Regions from separate parts of the Mus musculus genome. Here region 1 is linked to region 2. The links are chromatin contacts, found by Hi-C or POLR2A ChIA-PET in ENCODE. All regions are on one chromosome and are shown on one strand. The core of a region is the stretch at or near the end of the contact, and the rest is flanking DNA. Distances in the headings are between cores, read along the strand shown. Region 1 holds the start of A930018O16Rik. Region 2 has its middle 52 kb from the start of Tent4a.

Region 1 (2,700 bases), core at 174-2,673, 52 kb after region 2:
GTTGAATGAAGAGCTTCATACTAGAAAAGTCTCACCTGGGGCAATTCCAGACCAACACCCCCACCTTGCTGTCATTGGGGACATTAAACCGCTAAGGTCCTCTGAGCCTTATGGAAAAATTTTTAAATGAAAACACCTTCCTGTGAGTTCACAGGAAAAAAACCTGAGTACTATTAGGTGGTTTTCAGAAACCCCAGGTGACGGTCTTTCTGTGAACGTCTGCCCAAAATTAAAACGTACGAGGTAACCTCAACACACACAAGACTCCACTTCTAAACCTCACTTGATGGCTAAACTGCACCAATACCAAAAACCTACTGTCTCAAAAAAAGGGAACAAAAATTTTTTACATTCAACCTCACTACACTAAGATACAGGATTTAGCCTACAGGAAAGAACACGCGTAAACGCTTCCCACTCTGACAGCCAGCCCTTGCTTCCCTGCCCTGGAGCAGAGGAAAGAAAGGAACCACTTTCTAGTCTAGCCCTAGGCCTCCATCCCGAACTGTCAATCCCCCCTGCCTGGTGGATCTCGATCCAACGGAGTTTTTAAAGTGCCCGCGCCGCTGGCAGCCCCGCGGCTCGGGCGCACTCACCCCTGGATGCCCGGGCTGTACGCGCGGCTCTTCCACGGCGTGCCGGGCCGCGCCGCCTGGGCCCCGGGGCCGCCCCCTCCGCTCAGCGTGGCCGCGCGGCTGCCCGACAGCAGGTAGTTGAGGCCATACGTGCTGGCCTTGTTCTCGCGTTTCCGCCGACCCGGGTGGAACTGGTGCTGCGGCGGCGAGCCGGCGGGCGTGGAGCCGCGTGGGCCCGGGTGTGCGTGGGCAGCACCGTCGGCGAAGCTGAAGAAGGTGCGGCCGCTGCCGGCGCGGCCGAGCGAGGTGCTGCTGGAGGACGACGACGAGCAGCCGGGACTCTCGGTGCCCGACTCGGCGTTGGACGACGACGAGGACGACGACGACGACAGCGACGGGGACTTGTGCAAGCGTCTTGCGCTGTCCGCCGCGGGCCCTAGCGCGGTAAGCAGCGCCGGGGGCAGCGCGGCGGGGCCGGGCGCCGGCGGCGGGGACGAGGCGGCGGGCGCCGGCCCCGGGCCTCCTGCTGCTGGTGCTGCGCGCCCCGCCGCCCCGGGCGCGGCCGCCGTGTCCAGCGCCGGCGAGTTGAGGCAGAAGTAGGACGCGAAGCCGGAGCCGCCACGGCCCACGCCCTGCGAGGTCTCCCAGATCTGCATCCACAGGGCATTGGCCGGCCCCTTCTGCTCCGGCTGGATCCAGGCCACGCGCGGATCCATCCACGCGCCGCCCCCGCGGGGCCCGCGTCGCCCGCCGCGCCCCGCCCCCGCCGCGCCCCGCCCCGCCGCGCCCCGGGCCGGCCGCGCGGACGGACGGACGGACGGGCCTGGGCCGCGCTCCGGTGCGCGCGGATGGGCGCGGGCGGCGCTCGGTGGGGCGCGCGGCGCAGCTGCGGTCCCGGTGGCTCAGGCGGCGCGGGGAGGGCGAGGGGGCCGCGGCGGCGGCGGCGTAGCGTGCGGGCGGCAGGGAGAGGCCATCGAAGGGGCGGTGACCGGCCGAGGGGGCGGGCCCAGAGCGTCGGGCCGTCAGTCAGTCACGGCGCTCCTGCGGCGCGGCGGCGGAAAGACGCCCTCGGCGGCGGCCGGGAACGGAGAGGGATGGGGGCCGCCGCCTCAGCTCCAATGAGGGGCGGGGAGGCGGCGCGGGGGCGGCGGCGCGGGGGCGCGGCCTCCCTCGCGGGCCGCGGCGCAGTGCGCACGCGCGGGGATTTCAAATCCTCACTAGACAGCGCCGCCTTGGTTACCGCGCTTGCGCACTGCGCGCTCCGGGCGGCGGCGGAGAGACAGTGGCGCGGGCGCATGCAGACCAGACAGACAGGGCGGGGCCGGAGGGGCGGGTGCGGGTCGGCGCTGGGCTGTGTGGGCCGCGCTGCGCGTGCGCAGACACGCCAGCGTGCCGGGTGGAAGTTTCCGCGCCGGCTGGTGTGCTGCGGTCGCGGACCGCCTGGGAAAACGAAACCGCTGCGACTGCACCGGGTCGAGCCCCCGCCCTCCCGCCTTCTCCTCGCGTGCTCTGTACGGTGGAGTGACTGGGCAGAGCCGGCCACGCGTGGCCCGTCGCTCGCAACGCGCTCCACCAAACGCGCCTGCTCTGGCATGCGCCGCGTGCGGGCGCCACGGCCCGTGAAGCCGGAAGCAGCTCTGGTGTCCTGTGCGTTTGGTGTGCGGGTCCAGCCCAGCGGGTGCCCGCTCTGCCTCTGCCGTCCTTGGGCCTCTGCATCCGGGCTCCGCTAATTTTGAGCATAAGAGAACTGCTTCCCTCGTGGTCTGTACCACCGTGGAGCAAACCTTACCAAGTACTTGGCCCTTCTCACACTGTACCAAGGTGGAAGTAAGGGCCAGGTAGCGTGCTTACTGCCTTCAGTCAGTAGCGTTAATGCGAATGAATGTTTTATCTCTGGCGTTTTCTGACCACCGGTGTATGTGGAGATCACAGCCAATGAGCAGAGCCTATGCTTTGTGTGTGGTCACGAGTGCCTGTAATTCCAGCGTTTGGGAGGCCAAGGCAGGACGATTGCAAACAGTACACGCAAGCCCTGAAGCCCTGTCCCAGAGTGTGTTGTGTTAAATACTACGGGAAAGAAAAACAGTTCTTGTTTGAACTCAATTTTTAATGGATCTGGGCAAAA
Region 2 (2,700 bases), core at 110-2,609:
TGAGGGTCTAATAACGTGGTTTAAAGCATGTAAACATTAAATAGATAAGAAAGTGGTTTAAAGTAATGAAAAGTTTCAGATGTCCCAGGAGAACTTCTACCTGTAGCAACGGAATCTAACACTTGTCTGAGTTACTCAGAAACCTGTAAGCTCTCTTTCTCCTTCTTCCTGTTTATTCTTTCAGACACTGGCCAAAGCTTGAGCGTCCTTTCCCGTGCTTTTACTCAGCTCCCGTGCTTTTACTCAGGCGCCTCCACCCTCCCCAACTATACCTCTGACACTGGCCACCACACGGCTGCTCCTCCTTTGTTGTAGTTGCTGTGACCAGTGACAACTTAGTGAGAAAGGGGGTTATCTTAGCTGACAAGTTACAGTCCATCACACAGGAAATCAAAAGCAAGACCTCGGGCCAGAAGCTTGAAAAAGACACCACAGAAGAATACTGTTCTCTGGCTTGTCCCCAGGTTCACGTTCACCTATCCCGCTTGGAGAGCCCAGGATCACCTGCCCCAGGGTGGTACCACCCACAGTGGCTCCGACATCAATTAGCAATTAAGAAAATGCCTCACAGACACAGCCAACAAAATGGCATTCTGCCCTGAGCGGTTCACTTGAGGCCGCTATGCCGCGACATTGTAACAGCTGAGCTACTATGGCATCCACCCTGTGGCTATTTATACACAGCTTCTTCTCTGCCCTGCTGTTCCCAGTAGCTTGCTGCAGCTGCTTGCTGACCACTATTGCTGCTCTCAAACTCTAAGAAAATTGTTCCTGCGCTTCCTTCCAAGTCTCTAATTCTTTTACTAATGAGATTGATTAGTAAGCCAAACGAGTTTTCCCGGATAACACACTCAACAAAAAGGCAAATAAGAAACGCAGATAGATGACTTTATTAGGGATTCAGAAACCCCTCTGAAGCAATCCTGTTTGGGTTCCAACACAGCGCAAAGCTAAAGGGTCATTTTGGAAGTGTTTGTGGCTTTAAACAGTGTTAGAAACACCAGTCAGTGGCTCAAGGCAAAAGGACACCTAAAACCATGATGCATTGCACCTACGTTTCTTGAAGGTGCTGAGAACTCGCGCCTCCGGATTTAGAGTCAGAAGGAAGGCGTGTGGGGTTTCTCTTCCTCATGAAAAGAGTTGTCTGTGAAAGCAACACCTTCAATCAACTGAGCACAGACCTCGTCATAAATCAGAACTGCCAAGAGAGAGCTTTGAAACCTGTTTCTCACCAGGCCCCACCCCAGCCTCATTAAATCCGAATCGCTGTAACGGGATCCCGAATCGCATCTTCATTCTCAGGAGCTCCCAGGTGAGCCCAACGAGCAGCCAAGATGGAGAGAAGACTGCAGCAAAGCCTTAAAGTGCTCACATCTTAAATTTGTCCCAGATTAATCTGCGAGGCCCCTGCAGAGCCATGAAGCAATGGGTGCAGAGCAGACAGGAAAAGAAGCCCTGACTCAGAGGGAAGCCGGGAAGGGGGCGGGGGAGGGGGGCCGCCACCCACTCCTCCACCCTGCCTCGCAGTCGCCAGCACCACCTGCCTTGGAGCAAGAGAAACCCTTTTCCTTCTTTTTCCAAGCTCCAGTCACCTCCTCTGGGCTCACATCCGCCAGTTATGTAACCCACGGAACCGTTTTTTCTTAAAGTTCAAAGTCAAATTGGATCTAGCACAGCAGGAAACAGGATAAATTTAGAGAGGCTCTCAGGTCTGTCAGCAGAGGCGCGCTCTGGCTCCCTCCCAAGTGCTGTGAAAAACTCCCAGCATTCCGAGGCTGCGAGCGCAACTAAATATTCATCTCAGACGAAAATCATTATAGGCGGATCTGGGCCATTCTCACTCTCGCAAGCCATTCCTATTCCTGCAATGGTGCGTGGCCATCACCATCTTCAGCCACCTCTTTTCTTTTCTTTTTCTTTTTTTCTCTTTCTTTCTTTCTTTCTTTCTTTCTTTCTTTCTTTCTTTCTTTCTTTCTTTCTTTCTTAGTAATAAAAATCAAGTGCGGGTGCTAAGGAAGATTTCAGGTGGAGATCCTTTTATTAATTAAAGCCCACAGTTCATGCACGGGTGAGATGCTGGGATAGGAAATTTAACGGGCACGTAGAACAACGGAAATTCCTTACATTTAAGGATTTTTAAGGGGAGGAGGTGTCGAAGTAGTGGGAAGAGGTGTCAGTTTAGAAGGGAGAGGTCCCTGGGTTTATAAGTGTGTAAGCTTGGACATTCATGACAAGATAACCATGTAGCTGTCAAAGGAGAGCTCCATGGAATCTGTTCTCGCCTTTATGTCGGCGCCTGGGCATCAACTCAAATCATGTGACCTGGCAGCAAATGTCCCCAGCTGCTGAGCCATGGCGTCTGCCCTCCAGAACATCATCTGCCACACAGATGTCACTCCGTAGCGTGAGTCAGCACTTTAATGAGTCTTAATACTTTGATATTCTTGTCCATAAGACAGGCATAAAGGATTGAAGAGTATTATCAAGGGAGAATTCCAGAACAAATCCATCTAAGGTGCATGTCATGCGCTGCCATTCTGGTAGACACCTGTTCTCTTACAAATCCACTGTCCTCACAGGCTGACCATGGGAAACACAGATATCTTCATGGTGAGAGGCTGCAAAGTGACCTGAATAAAAAAATGTCCCTTGTCATCATTAGAAATAAGTTCAGGGTTGCAGAAGGACCGCCACTCCAAT

Evidence for each region. Hi-C counts contacts between places; a loop is a spot of excess contacts on that map. ChIA-PET counts read pairs that join two places held with the same protein, here RNA polymerase II (POLR2A).
Region 1: a map of left cerebral cortex shows a loop between it and region 2 (4-fold over the local background). The contact joins the promoter of A930018O16Rik here to the enhancer-like site in region 2. A Hi-C loop is called at or near these places in 2 of 37 maps with a recorded cell type or tissue (adrenal gland and left cerebral cortex). POLR2A ChIA-PET finds 5 or more read pairs at or near these places in 1 of 5 experiments (embryonic stem cell).

The regions. Positions count from the first base shown.
Region 1 is chr13:69,532,892-69,535,591 of GRCm38, forward strand. A930018O16Rik reads left to right here and starts at 1,424. Exons shown (of 1, transcript XM_011244606.3): 1 at 1,424-2,560. The coding sequence starts at 1,424. The coding sequence ends at 2,305. Tent4a (terminal nucleotidyltransferase 4A) reads right to left here and starts at 973. Exons shown (of 13, transcript NM_198600.2): 1 at 597-973.
Region 2 is chr13:69,480,616-69,483,315 of GRCm38, forward strand. No RefSeq gene overlaps it. Among named protein-coding and RNA genes, the nearest start is that of Tent4a, 52 kb to the right of the region's middle. Within about 2 kb of position 1,360, at least 3 of the 3 ENCODE cell types and tissues checked have a DNase peak (open chromatin) inside an H3K27ac peak, as active enhancers do; they include left cerebral cortex, where a contact is called at or near this core.